Linked DNA regions of Homo sapiens: regions 1 and 2 are each linked to region 3. Evidence: chromatin loops called from intact Hi-C (ENCODE). Cell type or tissue: dorsolateral prefrontal cortex. All regions are shown on one strand.

Evidence for each region. Peaks named below come from ENCODE experiments on the same cell type or tissue, not always from the same donor. Only the 100,000 strongest peaks of a DNase experiment are listed, where the experiment ranks them.
Region 1: it touches region 3 in a loop (6-fold over the local background); 80 of 110 quality-filtered maps call a loop at or near these places.
Region 2: a loop joins it to region 3, with 4 times the contacts of the local background. A loop is called at or near these places in 13 of 110 quality-filtered maps.

The regions. Positions count from the first base shown.
Region 1 is chr9:101,306,896-101,314,895 of GRCh38, forward strand. It overlaps PLPPR1 (phospholipid phosphatase related 1), which reads left to right. Exons shown (of 8, transcript NM_207299.2): 5 at 2,316-2,566; 6 at 5,903-6,079. Among named protein-coding and RNA genes, the nearest start is that of BAAT, 74 kb to the right of the region's middle. RefSeq lists a silencer at 292-586. In dorsolateral prefrontal cortex, CTCF peaks have their summits at 4,966 (motif pointing left) and 5,166; no DNase peak of the experiment used is centred here; H3K27ac peaks cover 3,056 bases.
Region 2 is chr9:101,383,053-101,391,052 of GRCh38, forward strand. BAAT (bile acid-CoA:amino acid N-acyltransferase) reads right to left here and starts at 1,954. Exons shown (of 4, transcript NM_001701.4): 1 at 1,803-1,954. It overlaps MRPL50 (mitochondrial ribosomal protein L50), which reads right to left. Exons shown (of 2, transcript NM_019051.3): 2 at 4,581-7,798. The coding sequence ends at 7,414. In dorsolateral prefrontal cortex, CTCF peaks have their summits at 4,908 (motif pointing left) and 5,643 (motif pointing left); no DNase peak of the experiment used is centred here; H3K4me3 peaks cover 469 bases; H3K27ac peaks cover 2,802 bases.
Region 3 is chr9:100,711,679-100,719,678 of GRCh38, forward strand. No RefSeq gene overlaps it. Among named protein-coding and RNA genes, the nearest start is that of CAVIN4, 140 kb to the left of the region's middle. In dorsolateral prefrontal cortex, CTCF peaks have their summits at 3,135 (motif pointing right) and 3,343; DNase peaks (open chromatin) are centred at 3,143 and 3,530; H3K4me3 peaks cover 952 bases.

The DNA of each region.
Region 1 (8,000 bases), 600 kb after region 3:
ACAAGGAGCGTAGGGTGAAGTAAGAGAGAGATGGCTTGAGTTCCTTTGGAAAAGCCCTGTATGATCTGACATGGTCTGTGAGTTACCAGTGCAGGTTCCACCGCGCTTTGTTGGTGTGGCCTGCATGGGGCAGGTGGGCTTCCCAGGCTGATGCGGTACTTCCTGAAGCTGGATCAAATGCACCAGAATGAAGTGGTTGGACAGCGGATGCTCCTGAAGCCAGCAGAAGAAACAGACACAATCCACAGAAGGCAGAGAGAAGAAGAGAAGCTACTTTCAGCCTTGGCATACAGGACAATGGTGTGGAGAGCTGGCCACCATACAATCGCTGTGACCACAGAGCTGGCACTGACCCAAGGAACCTAGAAATCCTCTGCCAAAGAAAGAATAAAACCTGCCCTAATTGGAAACACTTCTGACAAAATGCCAAAGGGAGATCCTGCCACTTTTCCTTTTTCAGATCGTAAATCACCCTAGTTTCCTGGAAAAGTTATGTCTGGACAGACTTATTGCCCCTTGAAAGACCCAGCAACCTGGTCTTTGAAAATCTTGCTGGAAGATGTAGAAAATCTCCAACCATTCAGACTTCCAGTACCTGGGGGTGAAAACTGCCTCGGATGATCAATGAATGCCTGCTCTCAGAGGTCAGACCCAATGAGTATGAGCCAGCAGAAGCTTAAGAGCTAGTTCTCATTATGATAAAGCACATTCTGGCAAGGCCACAAAAAGAAAGATGATGGCAATCAGCACAGATACAAATGAAAACCAGACGAAGGTTTCAGCCAAACTAGTCTTCACTTCTGCTATAATGGATTAATTTTTGGGTGCTGAAGTCAGCACAATTTGCAGATTCAGAACACTGAATACGGGAGTCAAAATTGGGTAGACATTTAGTTGAAACTATAGCAGACTCTTGACATTTACAAGGGTTAATGCTGCCTCTCGCACTTGTCAACTTCTACCTTCAATTGCATATAATACATCTTCATCTCTTCAACCCACTTATAGCTCTACACAGCCTTTCTCAGTGCATAGATGTAATATACAGGCCTTGAAATAACTCACAGCAAAGCTTTCTGTAAGGAAACCTCTGCATGTTCAAGCTTGTTGGGGCTAATCCTCTGGAATTTACCAGAGAACAAATAAAATCCAGGAAGTATAGCCTACTCACAGGGTTTTCAGACCAACAGCAAAACCAGAATAATGCACCCTTCCCCACCAAAGGATGATCATGTCCCTGGAAACTGAATGTTACCTTACATGGCAAAAGGGAATGCAGGTGTGGTTGAAGTTGTGATAGGGAGACTATCCTGGATTATCCAGATATAATCACAAGGGTCCTTATAAGAGACAGGCAGGAGGCTCAGAGTCAGAGGAGATACAACAGTGAAGGCAGAAGTTGGAATGATGTGAAGTGCTGGAAAGAGGCCATAAGATAAGGAATGAAGGCAACTTCTAGAACACATGGAAAAGGAAAGATGTGGATTATACCCTGAGCACTTAGAAGGAACACAGCCCTGCCAATGCTTTGAGTTTAGCTTAGTGGAACCTATTGTAGGCTTCTGAATTCCAGAATACAGAAGTCTGAAGGGGATACATTTGTGTTGTAAGCCCCTCGGTTTGTGGTAATTTGTTATAGCAGCAATAGGAGGCTATTGGTCAACAACATTTGTTTTTAACACTTTTCCTTTATTCTCATTTTCTGTTTCCAACATCAAATGAAACTCCAATTCAAGCAAAGTTTCTAGAATAATTTTTTTAAAAGACAATTCCATAAGATCCTCCTTTACTCTCACCTGCCATGTTGTAAATAACTCCTCCCAAGATGATTTACATTTCCAAGTAGAATCAGGGAGAAGGTATTTCGTATAGAAGGAGAGAGAACTGATGTTGATTAATTACGTAGACACCATAGCAAGTATTTTGCACGTAGATTATTCTCTTTTCCCCAAACTACCCCCTACTCCATTTTGCAGCAAAGGTAACCAAGATTCAAGAAAGATAAATAACTTATACTCTGAATGAGTCACCACTGATGTGTCTATATGACTCCAAAATTCAAATTATTTTCGTTAGACTGTGCTTTTTCTAAACTACCGATACAAAACCATAAAGTCCTAACAGTAGAATGTCTACATCAATTTGGAAGAAATGGTGATTTGGGAAGCAGGTACCACTCCTGGAAAGATACTCCGGGGAGTACTTAGAATCATTTTGATAGGTCATCATGGACTCTCACCGCTGTTTTCTCTTAGGAGAAAAATGCAATTGACAGAGTATGTTACCATTCCTAATGATTTTAAATCTTCTTATAGGGGTGTTTGCATTTGGACTTTTTGCTACTGACATTTTTGTAAACGCCGGACAAGTGGTCACTGGGCACTTAACGCCATACTTCCTGACTGTGTGCAAGCCAAACTACACCAGTGCAGACTGCCAAGCGCACCACCAGTTTATAAACAATGGGAACATTTGTACTGGGGACCTGGAAGTGATAGAAAAGGCTCGGAGATCCTTTCCCTCCAAACACGCTGCTCTGAGCATTTACTCCGCCTTATATGCCACGGTGAGTGTGCAAGTCTTGTCTCTCCTAAGTCCAGTTTTTGATAGGATGTGTGTCTCCCTGCCCTGTCTCCATTCTTTCATTGTCACTTATAGCGACTCTTAAATTTATGTATGGCATATTTCTCTACATTATGCTATTGATATACTAGCCCCCCCACACACACACTTCTACCCCACTTTCAATCTCCTGATCTGCCAGAGGATATTAGTTCTGGAATGTTTTGATAATCACCTAATTACATCCTCCCATTTACAGATGTGAAAGCAGGGTCCCACAGTATAGCTAAGATCATACAACCAGAGCAGGGACCCAGACTCCTGGTACTGTGTCTGAGATTTTCTTACCTCCCACAACAGTACTCTTTGTCAAGGTTTTCGTTGGTTTCGGAACAGCACACCTTCTCACACCTGCCTAGAAATTTGCAAGCATGGGCCTTATATGAATGACTGCTCCAACAACATGCAGACCCAGGATACACAGCTTTCCTTTGCTCTGGCACTTTTCTCCATGACTTTGCTAGGAGACAGGGATGATCCTAGAAAAACCTCAACACCCCAGAGTATGTTTCTCATTGTCCCCCAGATCGCACAGCCATTGACTGCCCCACTGGGGTATAATTTTCTCTGGTTTTCTTTTTGTTCTAGTAACAGAAAAACCAAAGTATGTCCCACATCTTAAAGAACAATGGTGTCTCTCTTATTTTCCAACTTTTTAACTGTATTCATTTTGGAAATAACTTCATTTCACTCTTGTCTGGCTTATGCATTCTTAGGACCCAGAATATAGACATGCAGAGATCAGCTCAAAGGCTCCACGGGCTGATACGATATTGCTGGTGGACATCAGGTGCATTTACCAGTGGCAGAGCAACTGTTGGCCCAAAACACCCCCTTTCCTTACTTCAACTTATTTTATATTCAGAATATGACTAGTCTGGTAATTCTCAATGGAAAGTGTGGGAATGGAAAAGACAGAAGGAAGCCTCCTTTCAAACTGTCCATTCTTCCCAAACATCTGAGTATGCCCTCAACCCACCCCCCAGGGAGATGCTACCCTTCCTGTCACTGAGTGTAATTGCAGGAGGCATGTTCTGCCTCTGCGGGAAGAAAACGGGTCTGTGCCTTCACCCCTAGGGTGGAAAAAAGGCAAAAACTCATATGGGTTTCTTATACCCCAAATGATTCTTTAATTTGTCACATAAAAACTGCATGTTCTGAATCTAATAATTAATACACAGTCATTCTTTGTGACTATGGGTCTGATCTATTTATTTAAAACAACCAGGAGCAGATAGTGCCTTTGTGTCCCATTTACAGGATCACATCGATAGGGTTATTTTGTCAACCACCAACTATGTGACATGAGTATGTGAAAAAAAGGACTTCAGCTGTCCCCACATTAAAGAAACAAGGATGCAAATAACACAGAAGCCTCAATTTACAAAACAGATTATAGCTCAGTTAAATGTCTTTGCTTTATCAAAAACAAAACCAAACCAAAAAACCTCTATGCAGGTATTTTTTTTAAACAAATAAAGCCCTCTGAAGTATCCAACATATTTTCAAATTTTCAGAATGTTGATTTTTCCTAATTATCTAGAACCTAAACAATGTATTCTTGTGCCTTTTCCTGTATTTTTTATCAGACTCAAGTCATTGCTGTGTGAAATTAATTTTTATAGTACCATTATAAAAATTATTCTGTTACTTATAATAAACTACTGTCTCAACAAATGAGATACGAAGTTCTTTGGGCAAGAAAGAAGTAAATATCATCAGCTCACACAGAATAAATGTGACTATAACATGTTCTCAAGGATTCAGATGTTATCCAATTCAAATCATGCCTCACAGACTATAGTCAGATAAACCCTGATATAAGATTCCAATTGCATAAATCTTCTGAGCCGCTATTACATGTCAAATGCTTTCAGAAATTACTCAACAAGGATTTCCTAAGTACTGGTTAATACTATGAAGAATACCAACTAACCATAGGCTCATGCTTTTAATAGTTTTTAATCTTTCTTATAGGAAAGATTTATGACAGATATAATTGGAAAACATAATAGCATGAACAACTGAATATATGCAGCATAGGTTTTAAGTAACATTTACCAGAGTCTGAAAATAGTGTAATAATATGCTGTAATTTATGTAACTGTGATGTAACCAGTTTTATAGGGAATCTGTTATATAGAAGAGATTCCTATCTTCTGGTATTCTCACCAGTGTTGAGGTATCATTCTAGAATATTAAGAATTTCTATTGTAATACTGTAAAATGCGTCTATTTTAACTTATATGTGCTCAGGCCATATACACATACTATATAAGTATCAGCATATTATTTTTTAGAATTGCTAAGCTCACATAGCACATTTGTTAAGAAATGATAGACCAATGGTGCCCTCTAGTGGTGTTTTGTAACTACTACCAAAGGTTAGCTAAAAAAGTGTACTTACATGAAAAAGGCATGGCTTCCTAACTCTAAACCACCAGGGACACATTTGCTAACTGAACCTGTAAAACGTCAGAGTCTTACCCAGCACCTCACAACAAACTAATAACAGCCGCCTACATCTCAGGTGTCATAACGTGTATCATCTTTTACTTAGCTCAGGTCTTCTTGACCTTTTGTATCTTGTGGAACACACAGAAAATTTTAATATTTTAAGAAACAGTGGAGTAAATGAATGAATAAAGCTGATCACAGCTGTCCTGAGGAATGTATGAGTCAATTTACTAGCACAGCTGAAACCTATTTATGTGATGCAGTTGTTGGGAGGTTCTAATTCAGCCTATCAACTAACTCATCAGTCAACACTTTGTTGGTATTAATCACCTGAAGGTGTGACAAAGCAACTAGGAACTTTTGGGGACACAAAAAATAAAATGTACGGTCACTTACAGTCACTCTCCTACCTGGTCTTCTCCACCAAAAGCTTCATTCCCATAGAAGGTTTATTTGGTATCTCAGACTCTCATATGGATTTCTTATACCCCAAATGATATTTAAACTTGTCACATAAAAACTGCATGTTCTGAATCTAATCGTTAATGCGTTCTTTGTGTCACTAATAACTTCTGTTGACATGTCCACTAGATTACAAAAGACTGAAGAATGTACATCTGTTCATTGTTCTTGCTGCACTGATTTCCTACCTAAATAATTTATTAAATATCTTAATGGAGTTGTTCAAGGAATACTAGTTAGTGTGGTTGCTTTGACACAAGCCCCTGCTTGTGTATGCTGGTGTATGTACCTGCTTGCTTGCATGTGTACTCATAGCACAAGGCAGCTGCCTGGTCACTCCCTGGCCTCTGTCCTATTCCAGATGTATATTACAAGCACAATCAAGACGAAGAGCAGTCGACTGGCCAAGCCGGTGCTGTGCCTCGGAACTCTCTGCACAGCCTTCCTGACAGGCCTCAACCGGGTCTCTGAGTATCGGAACCACTGCTCGGACGTGATTGCTGGTTTCATCCTGGGCACTGCAGTGGCCCTGTTTCTGGTAGGTTGACTTCCCTCTTTTTACCTTTTCCCCCTCTTCTACTCTCTGAAAAACTGTGAGTCAGGTTTCCCAGACTTCACCATCTGTGTTCCTTTCGTCCCAACCTTGTGAATTACAATTATTCTCCAAGTATTATACATGCTTTTGCTACAAAAATGATTTCAAAACACTCTTTCCTTTCAGAAACTGGATTGCCAAATTCCTTCTGGGTGGCAGGGAGAGAATTGCCCCTAGAAGTACAGCTGGCTCTACCCCTTTCAACACTGGGCTTGGGACTGGGGCCAAGCAGACTAATGATAAATTGGCACACCTTCAAACCAATCTTCTCTAAGTATTTGTTCTCAGCATATTGGGGGCAAAAGCTAAGTGTTCCTTGAGGGAAGAATAGAGAATGAAGAGCACTGGTAGAAGCAAGCAGCCTCTTCTCCAGCATCCCAAGAAACTCAACTCTAATTCCAAAGTTGCATCTCCTACTCGGAAATTTTAAAAACCCTGCAGATGATCACACCCGCCCTTTTTAGTGGGCCTCTGTTACTATTGGAACATGCCTCTTGGGAATCTTACTTCCGCTAAACTGGCTTCTCAACCACCTATCTTCCTGGAGAAGAGTTTTGGTTAATACATTTTTCTTGTATTTCTGATTATGTTTTAGTTCCCCAAATAGATGGAGGTCTGGCCACCTGCTCACCTAGGAAATCCCTTAAATTGAGTTGGAGTTGATAAAAAGAGGTTAATTTTTATTCTTTTTGCCTTCTCTTTCACGGTTGTATTGAAGTATAATAGGTATACAATAAATGACACATCAAGTATACAATTTGATCAATTTTGGCATACAACTTTCTCACCCTTCCTTTTCCCTTATCCCCAGGCAACTGGTGATCTTCTGTCATTCTATATTAGTTTGCCTTTTCTACGATTTCATATTAATTGAATCATAATGTATTTTTTCAGGTATCTTTCACCTAGCATAATTATTTTGAGATTCATCTATGTTGTAGAATGTATCCATAATTCCTTTTTATTGCTGTGTAGTATTCCATTGCATGGTCACACCTCAGAGATGCAGATTTCTATTATCTTCAAGGACTTAAAACAGGCCCAGAAAAATTTATGATGAATCATCAGGCCTGGAGACTTATACTGTGCATGAAATGAATCCCCTAACAATGTTCAGGAAGCCTCCCCAAGGAGAAAGAAGCCATCACAGTCTTGTAGGACCTCCCTCCTCCTATTCTGCCCTCTCTGGTCCAAGATCCATTTGGATTGGCATCACACATAGCTGGATTTCAGTCATAGGACTTAACACACTTCCTTTTCCTAGCCCCTCTTCCTTCCCTCCCCAATATGCAAAATACACACATGCCTCTCCCAGCCTCTAACTTGGTTTTCCAACTTGTAAAAAATCTAAGATACAGACAATGCTCACATTCAGAACATTGATTGGGAAGCTTCTTTCTAATTCAAAATGACAGGCATATCTCAGAGATAATGCAGCTTTGGTTCCAGACCATTGCAACAGTGAATATCACAGTAAAGCTAGGCACACAATTTTTTGGTTTCCCAGTGCATATAAAAAGTTATGTTTACATTATTCTGTAGTCTATTAAGTGTGCAATAGCATTATGTCTAAAAAAAAAAAAACCAATGCAGTTACCTTAATTTAAAAGCACTTTATGGCTTTAAAAAAGTGTTGACGCAGACACAAAGTGAGCATGTGCTGTTGAAAAAATGGTGCCAATAGACTTGCTGGACAGTGTTGTCAAAAAGCTTCAATTTAAAAAAAAAAAAAATATCTGCAACATGCAATAAAGTGAAGAGAAATAAAACAAAAATGTGCCAGTATTTTGAATGGATCCAGGCATTCTTCCTATAGTGAAAGATGAAAAACTAAAATGCAAATACTCTGGATGAAGTTGCAGGA
Region 2 (8,000 bases), 670 kb after region 3:
ACAGTACAGTTTCCCAGAATAGGAGGGCTTATTCTATAAAATTCTAGGCAATAGTCTTTTAAAAGAGGGAGAAATATTGATGGGGATGGGGAAGACAGAATAAAGAAATTTTAACAAATGACTTCTGATAGCCTTTCATTTTCCTCAGAAATATAAATTTCAGCTCAATATCATCATAATAGCAAGTCCCTACTGACATCCTTTCTAAGCAAATCAAAATGAAAAGACACACTTATCTGAGCACTCTGGGCAACTCTACAGCTGAGATTATGAAATGAACAAAAAGACTATTTGTCCTCATGAACTGCTAAAATTCCAAACACTGAGGTAAATAAACTCTGATTTAATTCAAGAGCAGAGATTTTAACTTATTTCCAATCGGCCCAAATAAATAGTCCTGATTAAAATACAAAGTACCTGGATTCTTCCTCTTGAGCCTTCTTTTCCAGCAGTAGAGGGAAAATGACAGACACCCTACCAAAACTTGCCCAGAAGGCCAAAACCTCAAATATGCCTTTGGAAGTATAACAGAGCTAACTTAAGTGCTAGGTCACCACATACCTCTTGCTCTAGTTTCCTATTAATTTTTAACAGTTATTGAACCCAATAAATGTATCACTATTTTCCCTCTTCATTTTCTGTTCTCTCTAAATCCGTCCCTCTTAGGGATTGCCACTACATTTTACTCACATTATTTTAATAATTTTCTTTATAGAAGTTGTTTGACCCCTATTGGCACCATTAGGGCATATTTTTCTTCTGCAATAAAATACTCAAGGTAACTTCTGGAGGGCTCTGCATTTGCAAATGGTTTCTTTCCTGAGACAACAAAAGATGAAAACTACAAATGTGATCACAGTAATGAGTAATAAAATACTCAAGCCCCACTTTCAGAATTTGGGGAGGACCAAATCTCCTACTAATCCTCCTCAACTAATTCACATGGTTTCTTGAAATAGCTACAGAACGGAGTGTTAGTAGGATTTTACATGACAATAAAAGGACTATCTCCATAAAAGTACTGGATCTTTTTTGAGGTGATAGAGCATTTAAAAAGTGCAAACTTAAAGGAAACTTAAATTCAACTTAATTTTAAGGAAGTCTGATCAGCCAAATACTCCATAAAAAACTTGAAAACTATTAAGCTACTACCTTGCAAGACTTATGCTACAGATACAACTGATTAAGAATTATTAACTGGGATACATAAAATATTCCTAAAAAAGTAATGTCTAAAAATCTCAGGTGAATATGAGAAAAAGTCTTAAACAGGTACTTAACAGACAATAGGACACAATCATAAGCTTATGGGAAAAGGCTTAATCTCATTATCAAAGAAATGCAAATTAAAATCATGGTGTGTATTTCATACCTAAAAGGTTGGCAACAATTAAAAATTCCAAAAATAAGAGTTGGTTAGGAAGTGAATCACTCAGACTCAAGCCCTACTAAGGGAATATAAATTGGTACCACCACTTTGGAAAGCAATTGGACATTGTCTAATAAATGTGACAATATGAATAACTTTTGACCCAGCAATTCTTCTTCTAGAGAATAAAAATAAATGAATTACAACTACATGCAATAACCTGGATGAATCTTATAAACATAATGTCGTTAGAAACTAGTCATAAATACACATAAATAAATCTTTCAAATTTGTATTTGCTGAACTAAAACTATAGGCCACATTTTTGGAGTAAATCTTTAAACAAAAGCAAGGAAAGGATTACTGAGAGTCTGGATTGTGGTGAAAAATTACATTAAAAGAATGGAAGTAAGTAAATGAAAAAAATACATACCTAGCAAGAGAACCTGCCCCCAAAATTTCAGCGTAGGTTCTATTTTCCCTAAGTGTCGGCTGGTCTGAGAAATAAAGAGAAAGAGTACAAAGAGAGGAATTTACAGCTGGGCCTCCGGGGGTGATGTCACATATCAGCAGGACCGTGAGGCCCCGAGCCACAAAACCAGCAAGTTTTTATTAAGGATTTCAAAAGGGGAGGGGGTGTATGAACAGGGAGTAGGTCACAAAGATCACATGCTTCAAAGGGCAAAAGGGAGAACAAGATCACATGCTTCTGAGGCCAATAAAGATCACAAGGCAAAGGGCAATGCAAAGATCACAAGGCAAAGGGCAAACTTAGAATTACTGATGAGGGTCTATGTTCCACTGTGCATGTATTGTCTTGATAAACATCTTAAACAACAGAAAACAGGGTTCAAGAGCAGAAAACCGGTCTGACCTCAGATTTACCACAGCAGGATTTTTTCCCCATCCTAATAAGCCTGAGGGTACCGCAGGAGACCAGGGTGTATTTCAGTCCTTATCTCAACTGCGTAAGACAGACACTCCCAGAGTGGCCGTTTATAGACCTCCCCCTGGGAATGCAATTCTTTTCCTAGGGTCTTAATATTTAATATTCCTTGCTACAAGAAGAATTTAGCGATATCTCTCCTACTTACACGTCTGTTTATAAGCTCTCTGCAAGAAGAAAAATATGGCTCTATTCTGCCTGACCCCACAGGCAGTCAGACCTTGTGGTTGTCTTCCCTTGTTCCCTAAAATCACGGTTATTCTTTCTTTTTCAAAGTGCACTGATTTCATATTGTTCAAACACACGTTTTGCAATCAATTTGTACAGTCAGATACAATTACAGTGGTCCTGACGTGACGTACATCCTCAGCTTACCAAGATATGAGGATTAAGAGATTAAAATAAGACAGGCGTAAGAAATTATAAGAGTATTATTTGGGAAGTGATAAATGTCCATGAAATCTTCACAGTTTATGTTCAGAGACTGCAGTAAAGACAGGTGTAAGAAATTATAAAAGTATTAGTTTTGGGAACTGATACATGTCCATATTAAAATGAAATCTTCACAATTCATGTTCCTCTGCCGCGGCTCCAGCCAGTCCCTCCATTTGGGGTCCCTGACTTCCCGCAACACATACTATGCAACAATAAGCATAAGAAACCTAAAGTAGTAATGACTAAGATTATAAAATATATATATATCATATATCTATATGACAAGATCATAAAAACCATAAATCCGAATAATGGATTTCAAGATTTATGTGGCAAAAATTGACAGAATTAAAAGGAGAAATAGGAAAAATAACAATTCCATAACCATGAGTGAAGGTGTTTAAATCCCTTTTAACAATTGGTAGAAAACTTGAAAAAAATCAGTAAAGGCATAGATTTGAACACTATAATGACCTTACCCTAATCGCCTCAACAACTTCAAATGTACACGGCATGTTCAACAAGATAGGCCATAAGTTAGGCCATAAAATCTCGATACATGTAAAAATACTGAAATCATATATCTCAATGAAATTAGAAATTAATAACATTAAGCCATCTAGAAAACTCCCAAATATTTGAAAATCAAACATATTTATGTCATGAGTCAAAAAGAAATCACACTGGAAATTAGGAAATATTTCAAACTGAATGATAAAGGAAGAATAATATAATTTTTAAAATTATAAAATGAAGCCAAAGCTAAAAAATTGATAAGCCACAACCTAGATTGATTAAATAAAAACAAGATAGGACACAAATAACAAATAGCTCAAAATGAAAGTGGGCCTATTATTATAGATCCAACTGACATTAATTAGGGAATATTATGAACAATTTTATGCTAATTAATTTGGTAACTTACATGAAATCAATTACTTGAAAAAATTTATTGAAGAATAAATGAGACCAAGAAACAATAATTAACGACCAACTCAATAAACCAGGATTGGATCCTGGATTGGAAGTGAAATTGCTATAAAGGTCATTACTAGGACATTGGTGAAATTTGAATATGGACAGTATATGATTATTGTTACATCAGTGTTACATAGTTTGAATTTGGTATTTCATGATGGAAAGCAAAACTTTGATGATTGCTCCAGTCTGTTACTGTACAGCTGAGATTAACTTTGGAATTCTATAGGATCAGAGGTTACAGACTATTTTTAAATTTGGAAACTTTTCAAGTAAAAGCTTTAGGATTTTTGCACTGTGTAACAACCTAGTGAAAATTTCAAAGTCCTTGTCACTTTGTGTTTTAGGATTCACAGAATACATGCTAATGGGATTATGAATCAAAGAAGTAGGACCAAATTGTTCATTCTTAGGTTTAGGGTCAAGAAATTTACAGTACAGTATCTTCTACTTCTGAGTAGAAAGATCTATGGCAGACCAATTCTCTAAGAACTAGAAAAGCAGGATTAAAAAGAACAGAAAAGCAAAACACTGGGAAGAATTTAAATATCCAGTTGAATATTGGTTAAATAATTGCATGACATCTAATTATACAATAATATGCTATTAATCAAATTTGTTATTCTTGTCTTTAAAAACATGGGGAAATGCTTATAATGTGAAGGGGAGCATGATGCCATAGTAATTGTAAAATACAGGAAAATAATTGTTTTCATTTGGAAATATACCAAAATGTTAAGTAATTATGAGCGGCAAGATAGTTTTGTTTTTTCATTCTTGTTTTTGCTTTTTTCCTTCCCAATTTTCTAAAAAGAACGTGCTACTTTTGTAATCAGAAAAATGACACGTTAAGAAAGGAGGGAGGAGTTTATTTTATGCAGTTTAAAACATATATTACATATGTAAAACCATTCTATTGAGTCTGAATCTCTATTTTATTAGCAGGCTTTATTTAAGCATACCTACTAAGCTTACAGAAGTTCCATCTAAGTAAAATTAGTTAACTGATACCCTTTTTATGTAGCAATCATTAAATTTTTAAAAATGTAAACCCTTTAAAATTACATCATATGTCTGATTATCTCATTAAACAAGTTAGCAAGCCTAATTTAATCTTTCAGGAAAACTAAAGGCCATTATTCTGATATATTCACTGTATTGAACTATAAACCAGTGATGCCCTCTAGTGGTACTGATGGACGTACAGTTTACCTTCCCTGTTAGGATGTGTTTACCCTCGTCGGCTAAATTTACCAAGACTGTTGTTTCAGGTGGCAGTACTTGTCTCCCACCTCAATACCAGCATCTAGATCCATGTTCTCAAAACATAATCAGCTTTTGAAGCATGCAGAAGCTCAGGACCTACTCCAGACTTACCAAATCAGAATTTGCATTTTTAAAAGATCCCCACATGAAAAAATGAATAAAAGATCCCCAAATGATTAACATGCGCATTAAATTTTGAGAATATTGCTCTAGGCTACAAAGGAGAAATTTCTTCTGTCCTAACGATCACATGAAGCTGCTTGGTTTTTGCAGTTACCACTCCAGTTGTAACTGTTTTTCCACATAGACCTTCTCATCCCTTATTTCCATCTTGCCCTTTGTTTTTCCGTGTCTCTGGATCAGAAGGAAAAATTGTATAGAAAATGAGATAATGAAATCCTGTACATAAAATTCCAATGATTCCATGCTGAATCTTTTACACAGCAGAAGCAGGACATACAGCAGGCCTTCTGTATGTAAACCCTTTAAAATTACATCATATGTTTGATTATCTCATTCAACAACAGCAAGCCTAATTTAATCTTTCAGGAAAACTAAAGGCCATTATTCTGATATAGTCACTGTATTGAGCTATAAACCAGTGATGCCCTCTAGAGGTACTGATGGATGTGCAGTTTACCTTCCCTGTTGGGATGCGTTTACCCTCCTTGTTGGTTAAATTTACCAAGACTGTGTGTTCCCCATCTGTGGATTCAACCAATTGTGGATCAAAAATGTTCGAGGGGAAAAAAAGATGACTGCATCTGTACTGAATATGTATACTTTTTTTCCTTCTCATTATTCCCTAATCAGCATAACAACTATTTACATAGCTATTTACATTGTATTCACTATTTACATAGCTACTTACATTGTATTCACAATTGTGAAAGCTATTTACATTGTATTCACAATTGTGAATACTATTTACATTCACAACTATAACATATAACATATTATTCACAATAGTTATGTTCACAACTATTTACATACTATTCACAATTGTAAATATTATTTTATAGCTATTTACATAGCTACATATTTACATAACTTTAAAATTTACATATTTACATAACTAAATACATTGTATTCACAATTGTAAATACTATTTACATTCTATTCAGTATAAGTAATCTAAAGATGATTTAAAGTATATGGGAGGATGTGCATACATAATATGCAAATACTACATCATTTTATAAAAGGGGCTTGGGCATCTGTGGACTTTGGTATCCAAGTAGGTGTCCTGGAACCAATCCCCAAGGAATCAACTCTAATGTCTAAGCTCCAGAGCTCCAGGCACTCTGACACCTGAAGTTCTTGAATGAAGTGCCTGTGGATGATATTTGTAGGGCATGTCTATACTGTTAACTAATTTTCTTCATGAAGATTCCAGAATTTATATTCCCAACTGAATTTTGCCCTCTTCAAAGGAGTAACCCTGGGAAAGAGAATAAATGCAACTTATTTTGTTAAAAACCCTTCTATCACTTTTCTTTAGGAATTGTCAGCAGTCAGAACAATATAAGACATTCCTTCTGTCTCATTACTCTCCAGCCATATCTAAAGCTTGAAAAAAAAATCCCAAATTTAACACCTTTGTCATTCAGAACCATCTGATAACCTGCTATTTAAGTAATTTCCACAAATTGAGTGCATTAAAGCACAAAGACTTGCCACTCTAGTGAATACTCAGCACCACTTTTTAAAAGTTATAGAGAAAAAGGTTTAAAATAAGCATCATCTCCTCTGAAGAGAATATGCAATTAGACATAGAATCTGGCACATCTCTTATGAGGAAGAGTCACAGCACTCAATATTTGGCATATATTCTAATTTTTTCAAAATTATACTTACTGGAAAGAAATGGCAAGGCAGAGCGCAAGCAAATTTCACTTAAAAAATTTACAACACACAATACACTTTAACAAATCTACTTTAATTCTAAAAGAAATTAATCTAGAACTGTCAGTAATACACAACATACTTTTATGTTTCTTTTATAGGTATCTATCTAATAAAAGTTTATTTGTGTATGTGCAATGCATAACTCTATCTTAGATATGAATCCTAACAGGATGAAAATACTTTCTTGCAACTACTTTATGCTTATGAAAGGTGTGAACTTGCAATGTCCTCCTGTCTTAAACCCAAGTTGACAGTGCCCTCTCAAAACTTTTCATAAATAATGACCTAATTTCATTTAAAAAATGGTTTCAGCAAATATGAAAATAGAAAGTCCGTTATTTGTCCATTTGTAATATGAGAAAAAAAAAGATGATACATTCCTCTACAGAAAAAGTGGGTTTAGAGAACAGTTCTGGTAGTATTTCACATGGTAAAGTATCAAAAGATCTAATGAGCAGCCCCCTTGCTCAGGGAAAGACAGTGATTTCAATGTGTTTCTCTTCCGAATTGCTTAGTAACTCCAAGTGATTTTCAAATTGGGGGGCAGATTACTGGCACTGAGTTCATCAAATTTAGATCTATCTTGAATAGGGACATTATAGAAATCAAGAACATCTCTAACCCTGCACATCTGGTGGAGTCTGGAGTTAGGGACTACATGACCCAAGTCATCAGCTAAATGAGCCAGAAGATTGAACTTTAGACGACTATCTTCCAGGGAGATGTCTTGCCAATTACTAGGAAGAGATGAACCAAAAACTTCTTTAACGTAAGATTCCAAACGACTCTGGAGATCTTCAGGTGGTGTGTATGCTCGGCTTCGTAAAGGTGGACACACTAGGATAGGTTCCTTTTTCTCTTCTACTGTCTCAACAACCACTGGCTCTTTCTCTTTTCTGGAATGATCAAAAACAAACAGACAAATCCATTAATGAAGTTGACAAACACCAGACCAAATCTTGCCTACCAATCAAAATCAACAATGGCATGCTGATTACCACTGGGGACTACTGAGAGTAGGAAAGAATATGGTAGGCCCCTGCCCTTAGAACGTTCATGGTTGAACTGAGTTGGGAGAGACAGAAAGAAACTAAGTAC
Region 3 (8,000 bases):
ACTGGGTTCCTTCCCACAATATGTGGGAATTATGGAAGCTCCAAGGTGAGATTTGTGTGGGGACACAGGGCTAAACCATATTGTTCTGCCCGGCCCCTGTAAAATCTCATATCTGCACATTTCAAAACCAATTATGCCTTCCCAACAGTCCCCCAAACTCTCAACTCATTTCAGCATTAACTCAAAAGTCCACAGCCAAAGTCTCATCTGAGACAAGGCAAGTCCCTTCCTCCTATGACCCTGTAAAATCAAAAGCAAGTTAGTTCCTTCCTAGATACAATGGGGATACAGGCATTGGGTAAATACAGCCATTCCAAATGGGAGAAATTGGCTGAAACAAAGGGGCTAAAGGCCCCAGGCAAGTCTGAAATCCAGTAGAGCAGTCAAATCTTAAAGCTCAAAGTGATCACCTTTGATTCCATGTCTCACATCCAGGTCCGCTGATGCAAGAGGTGGATTCCCATGGTCTTGGGGAGCTCTGCCCCTGTGCTTTGCAGGGTACAGCCTCCCTCCTGGCTGCTTTCATGGACTGATGTTGAGTGTCTGAATCTTTTCCAGGTGCACAGTGCAAACTTTTGGTGGATCTACCATTCTGGGAGCACAGTGCAAACTGTTGGTGGATCTATCATTCTGGGGTCTGGAGGATGGTGGCCGTCTTCTCACAGCTCCACTAAGTGGTATCCCAGTAGTGACTCTGTGGGGGGGCTCCAACCCCACATTTCCCTTCCATACTGCCCTAGCAGAGGTTCTCCATGAGGGCCCCACCCCTGCAGCAAACTTCTGCCTGGGCATCCAGGCATTTCCATACATCCTCTGAAATCTAGGTGGAGGTTCCTAAACCTCAATGCTTGATTTCTGTGCACCTGCAGGCTCAACACCATGTGGAAGCTGCCAAAGCTTGGGGCTTCCACCCTCTGAAGCCACGGCCTGAGCTCTATGTTGGCCCATTTCAGCCATGGCTGGGGCAGCTGGGACACAGGGCACGAAGTGCCTAGGCTGCACACAGCATGGGGACCTTGGGCCTGGCCCCCGAAACCACTTTTTCCTCCTAGGCCTCTGGGCCTGTGGTGGGAGGGGCTGCTGCAAAGGTCTCTGACAGTTGGAGATAGTTTCCCCATTGTCTTGGTGATTAACGTTTGGCTCCTCATTACTTATGCAAATTTCTGCAGCTCACTTGAATTTTTCCTCAGAAAATGGGATTTTCTTTTCTATTGCATTGTCAGGCTGCAAATTTTCTAAACTTTTATGCTCTGTTTCCCTTTTGAAACTGAATGCCTTTAACAGCGTCCAACTTTCCTCTTGAATGCTTTGTTGCTTAGAAATTTCTTCCACCATATACCCTAAATCATCTCTCTCAAGTTCAAAGCTCCACAAATCTCTAGGGCAGGGGCAAAATGCTGCCAGTCTTTTTGCTAAAAAATAACAAGAGTCACCTTTGCTCCAGTTCCCAATAAGTTCCTCATCTCCATCTGACACCACCTCAGCCTAAATTTCATTGTCCATATCATTATCAGCATTTTGGTAAAAGCCATTCAACAAGTCTCTAGGGAGTTCCAAACTTTCTCACATTTTCCTCTTCTTCTGAGCCCTCCAAACTGTTCCAACCTCTGCCTGTTACTTAGTTTCAAGGTTGCTTCCACATTTTTGGGTATCTTTTCAGCAGTGTCCCACTCTACTGGTACCAATTTATTGTGTTAGTCTGTTTTCATGCTCCTGATAAAGTCATACCTGAGATTGGGCAATTTACAAAAGAAAGAGGTTTATTGGACTTCCAGTTCCACATGGCTGGGGAGGCCTCACAATCATGGCAGAAGGATGAGCAAGTCACATCTTACATGGATGGCAGCAGGCAAAAAGAGAGCAGAGAAACTCCCATTTTAAAAACCATCAGAACTCGTGAGACCCACTCACTCTCACGAGAACAGCATTGAAAAGACCTACCCCCATGATTCAATCATCTCCCACTGGGTCCTTCCCACAACAAGTGGGAATTATGGGAGCTACAAGATGAGATTTGGGTGGGGACACAGAGCCAAACCATATCACTATTACACGAGTCAGAATATCCTTGTCTATATAGTGAAAATGTAATACTTGTCTCCCTTCTTCAGAAAAAGGCAGTGTAGCCCAATGGTTGAGAGAAATGATTTCTGTAGTCATATGGGCCAGTGTTCAAGTCTTAGCTCTGCAACTTAATACAGTGTGACTCTGGGAAATTTCCTTAATCTTTCTGAGGCTCAGTTTCCTCATCTAGACAATGGAGAAAATAATAATACTTATAGGGTTGTTATGAAGATGAAATCCAGCCATTATTTTATGTGCTTAGTATAATACTGGGCATATTGTGTGTTTCCTCAACTAACTGTGGCATATTTATGCATCTACAGGTACATATTTGTGAAGATCAAATAAAATATACACAAAATTGGTTTATAAGTGATAAAGAGCTATTCAGATGTGCTGGCATCATTAGCTGAGCATTCTAGTATATTTTTTGAGCCCAGACTTTGAGTTAAAACCTCCTGGGGACCTGAATAAAGCAACCATTGAGCCACTAGATCCACAGGAAGGCCTACCCTTTTCCACCCTCTGTCTCTGGCCCCAATACCACCCTCCATCTACTGTGCAGCCACTGTATTCTAGGCCCTGTGCTTTGCCTTCCTTGTTATTAACCCCCACAACAGTCCTTCAAGATAGATATGATAATTCATGTTTTGTAGATGAAACGGAGCTTAGCTCTTTTAAGTAACTTGTTTTATCATTGTATAGCTCTTACATTAGGGAATTAAGGTGAAAACACAAGTTGCTCTGGTGTTAAAGTACATGCATTTTTCACCGTACCATGTCTTCAAACAACAGTGGCAAACCAGACCGACTTGTACTTTGTCCTGGATCTGACGCTCCCACACCCTAGCAACTCTAGGTACGTTGGCTTACCACTAGAGGATAGGTTTCTTCATACATGAAATGACAGTAGCAAGACCTACCCTATAGGAATTTGTAAGTATTAAACAGAAAAGCATATAGTCAGTGATAATAAAGAATATTTCTTCATATTTTGTCTTCTGGTACTTTCCATCTCCCAAGGGTTGCTGGAGAGCCGCTCCTCCTTCCCTAGGCCAGCAGGGGGCAGTAGAGACCATAAAGGATCTGACCCAACCAGGAGGATCTCCTTAACCAACTGCCTCTGGGATCCTCCACCACTGTCTGGAATCTGAATTCGATCAGGTCCTTGGTAGTCTCTGATTCTGGCTCTTGGAATAGAAAAGAAGGAAAAACCTGTTATACACAATAACAGACACAGCTATCACAACAATAGTAATCCTTAGTGCTTGCGTTAAGACTCCAAATAGAAAGTTTTTATATTATACAGGAAGCGATTCACGTTGGCCCGGGGTTAGCAGTTTCATTAACCTCATGAAGACGTTAATATCATTAGGAAGGCAGAAAGAGAAAACCTTCAACTCCTCCATTAGACCCAATTACAGAGCGCTGCTGCACAAAGGAGGCTGCTGCCGAGCTTGTCTGTGCTCAGGCTCGCAGCCGCAGTGATCCCATTAGATTGCCACTCACTGAAGTCATTAAAGCAGCCTCATTTGTGGTAAGAAACCATCATTCCCGAAATAGGTTGCTTTCAAGAAATGAATATGGGTAAGTGATAATGATGACAAATTAACACAAGATGATAAAGTAAATGCAAATGCAGGCTGGGCCAAACATTGATAGATGGAGCTGGGGGTGGTATATCCCAGTTGCTCTATTTGTGCTTGATTTCTTACAACAACACTATGAGATCGCATTATTTAAGTTTTTATTCTGATTTATCTGGCTCTGCTCCCACTTGCTGTCATGAACCCCTGCAAAGTCCTCTCTATGTTTTTCTGATAGTTCTCAAAGGCAGCAGCAGTGCAGAGCATGTCATGTGTATGACGAAGAAGTACGACCAGTTTCCACATGGTGTGCATGGTTTTATTCCCTTTCTCCTGATCTCAGGTGCCCATATACAGGGGTCAGTTACTCCCACTGGCCACGGTCCCCTCTGCTCTGTAAGGTGGCTGTTGCTTCTGCTGGTTATTTCTGTGGATGCTCTCCAGCTCTGGAGGTGCCAAACCTGTGGTGGTTTATGTGCAAGTGTGTGTGTGTGTGTGTGTGAGAGAGAGAGAATGTGTGTGTGTGTGTGTGTGCATGTGTGTGTGTGTGAAGGTATGCCTCTTCCTTTTTTTTTTTTTTGAGATGGAGTTTTGCTCTGTCGCCCAGGCTGGAGTGCAGTGGTGTGATCTTGGCTCACTGCAACCTCTGCCTCCCAGGTTCAAGTGATTCTCCTGCCTCAGCCTCCTGAGTAGCTGAGATTAGAGGCGCATGCCTCCACATCCAGCTAATTTTTGTATTTTTAGTAGAGACAGGGTTTCACCGTGTTGGCCGGGCTGGTCTCCAACTCCTGACCTCAGGTGATCCACCCATCTTGGCCTCCCAAAGTGCTGGGATTACAGGTGTGAGCCACCGCACCTGGCCACCTCTTCTCTTTTTAAAAAGAATCACATCCTCCTAGATACCCTCAACACAGTACTGAGAGGCCCCTGGGTTCTTTATGAAAATAGACCTCTTTTTGTCCACCCTGCCAATATATCATTCTTCAAGATTGAGTCTAGATATCCTATTATCCAGGAAGTCTTCCCCAAGCACCCACATTGCTATGTGAGTATCTTCCATCCCTTTATGCCCTCAAACTACTCTGCTTGCTGCTATCTTGGCATAGGATATCAACAACAGTCTAATGGGGCAGATGACACATGACTCCTTGTGGGCAGGGTATGACTTACTCACCTTTGTATCCCCAGCACCTAGGAAACTGCCTAGCCCACAGTAGGTGCTGAATCTGTGTTTATGAAGTGAGCTTATTTCCTCTTTGTCTTTGAGATTTCTTTACCACTGGTCCCTCCCCTGATCCCACCCCAGCCCCTAGCATTCTAACTTTCTCTAGTCAGCTCTTTCTGGTACCTGCCTTCTTTGGCATGATACCCTGAATGCCTGTTTTTACCTAGGGCTCTGGATTTGTGGTTTGGTTTTGAATTGTTCACTAGGTTTTAAACCAATACTTTTTTTTGGATGCTGTATTACTTTCCTAGGGCTGCCATAACAAAGTACAACAAACTGGGTGGTTTACGCATCAGACACTTGTTGTCTCACTTTTCTAGTGGCTAGAAGTCTGAAATTAGGGTGTCAACAGGGTTGGTTCCTTCTGAGGGCTGTGAGGGAGGCATCTCCAGGCCTCTCCGCTAGCTTCTGGCATTCCTCAGCATGTAGATATTTACCCCGTGACTTCACATTGTCTTCCCTTTGTAAGTGTCTTTGTGTCCAAATGTCTCCTTTTCATAAGAACTCCAGTCATATTAGATTAGGGCTCACCCTAATGACTTCACCTTAATTTGATCATCTTAAAGAACATATTTCTAAACAAGTGCAATGGTGTGATCTTGGCTCACTGCAACCTCTGCCTCCCGGGTTCAAGCGATTCTCCTGCCTCAGCCTCCTGAGTAGCTGGGATTATAGGCGCATGCCTATAATTCCAGCTGTGAATATAATATATTCACAGATACTAGGGGACAAGACTTCAACATTTTTTGGGGGGTACAATTCAACCCATAACAGATGCCTCATCTAGTAGCACCTCAATGGTAAATGGCACCACGCAGCTGGCCCAGGTTTCACCAAAGCTTCCCATGGCAGCTTCTGTTTTTCAAGAGGGAGTTCACATGGTATCCAATAGTTGCTAGTTCACTTTCCTTTTCTATATTCTCAAGGAGAATGCAGTACTCAAACTAGGAGGTATTTTTAATCTTTCACTCTTTAAGTAAACTGGGCTGTACATTTATTTTGAGAAGTGAAAAAAAATTTGCTCATTGGCATTGGCATCCAGCTAAAATCAAGTTCAGTAATGCCCCAGGCTATTCAAAGCTTTTGTGCCTGTGACCTATTTGTGGGAAGATAATGTATTAATAATTGTAATGTTATAGCAGCCTCCTGATAATATATTCCAATATTTTATTGGTTTGCTATCTCTGAAAGGACTGGGAACCCCCTGAATAATTCCACTGAGGCGGGATAATCTTAGAAAGTCTCTGAACAGCAGTGAGTCAGCCAGAATAAGCCTGTCTGGCACAATCCACAGGGATCCCCTCAAGAGAGAAAACAAAGTCAAAAGTAGCAGAAACAACTGAGTGGAAGAAGTGAAACCAGTGGAAGATTTAGCCAATTTCCATGGCAGATTTAAGTCACTGGTTTAATGTTGGTCGAAGAGGTGTTCTTGGAGTTGCCTGCATTACGTTGCTTCTCATTTCGATGCTTAGTTTATGAAACATTTATGTGTCTTTTCATGTATTGTTAGTTTCCTCCCCTTTTACTCCCTGGAATGAGAGTCACAAGAGAGGCTACAGAAGAGGTAGTAGCCCCTTCATATCTGATGCAGACATGCAAGTTTTCAGTCCCTTACTGTAAGTTATGCCTTTATGCTACTTGCTTTCAATCCTGGCAATGCCACCATAGATTCTGCTGCAATTGGTCTTGGCTGGGTCGGGGAATAGTGCTTTTTAAGAGCAGCACTGGTGATTCTAATATGTAGCCAATGTTGAGAACCATGCCCTCCATCTTTTTGGCTTGTTTGCTTTGAAAGACAGAAGAGCAAAATTAGGGGAATATTTGCAGTGTAAGGTCTATCTATATTCCTCCAGGACACACATGCCCCTCTCTATCCCCTATCCTTAACTAGGCACATTCATGAAGCAAAAATTCCCTGTACCTCATCATGGCCACGGGCATGAGGGAATGATGCTGGATCATGACCTTAAAGGAACCATGCAGCTCTATGGGCATGAAGAAGCCATGCAGTATGATGGCCATGAGGGAACCATGAGGCTCCATGGGCATGAGGAACCATGCAGCTCCATGGCCATAAGGGAATCATGCAGCTACAGGGCCATGAGGAGCCATGCAGCTTCATGTGCATGAGGTAGTATGCAGCTCCAAGGGCATGAGGAAACCATGCAACAATATGGGCATGGGGGAACCATGCAGCCTCTTGAGCTTGAGAAAATCATGTGGCACCATGTGCATGAGGAAACTGGGTAGCTCCATGTGCCTGAGGAAACTATGCAGCTCTGTGGGCATAAGAGAACCACGACGCTACATGTGCATGAAGGAACCATGCAGCTCCATAGCCATGAGGAAACAATGTGGCACCACGACCATGAGGAAACCACGTGGCTCCATGGGCATGAGGGAACCATGCGGCTCCATGGGCATGAGGGAACCATGCAGCTCCATGGGCATGAGGACACCATGTAGTATCATGGGCATGAGGGAACCATGCAGCTATGTGTCCATAAGAGAACTATGCAGCTTCATAGGCATGAGGAAATTATGCAGCTCCATGGGGATGTGGAAACCATGCAGCTCTATGTCCATGAGAAAACCATGAAGCTCCATGGGCATAAGGAAACCAAGCAGCACCACGTACATCAGGAACCATGGAGCATCATGACAATGAGGAATCCATGCAGCTCCATGGTCATGAGGGGACCATGGGGCACCATGGTTATGAGGAAACTATGCAGCACCATGGGCTGAGGAAACCAGGCAACTCCATGGGCATAAGGAAATCATAGCTCCATGGCTATAAGAACAGCAAGCAGCTGCATGGCTAGAAGGAAATAATGCAGTACCATGATAGTTGATTACTGTTCACAACTTTTAGTACATCTGGTAGTCTGAGCCTTTAGATACTGCATATCCATTTCCTAGTTGAATTAACTTTTATTTCATGTCTTTTAAACTGGGTTCTTGCCTTTTGACTGGATTGGTAAGTTACTGGACCATCTAAGCCTTTTTCCTTATCAGAAACAGTGTCTTTCTTCCTCTGTATTGTGAAATGAGTGCAAATAGCCTGAATGTATTAGTCCGTTTTCACACTGCTGTAAAGAACTACCTAAGACTGGGTAATTTAT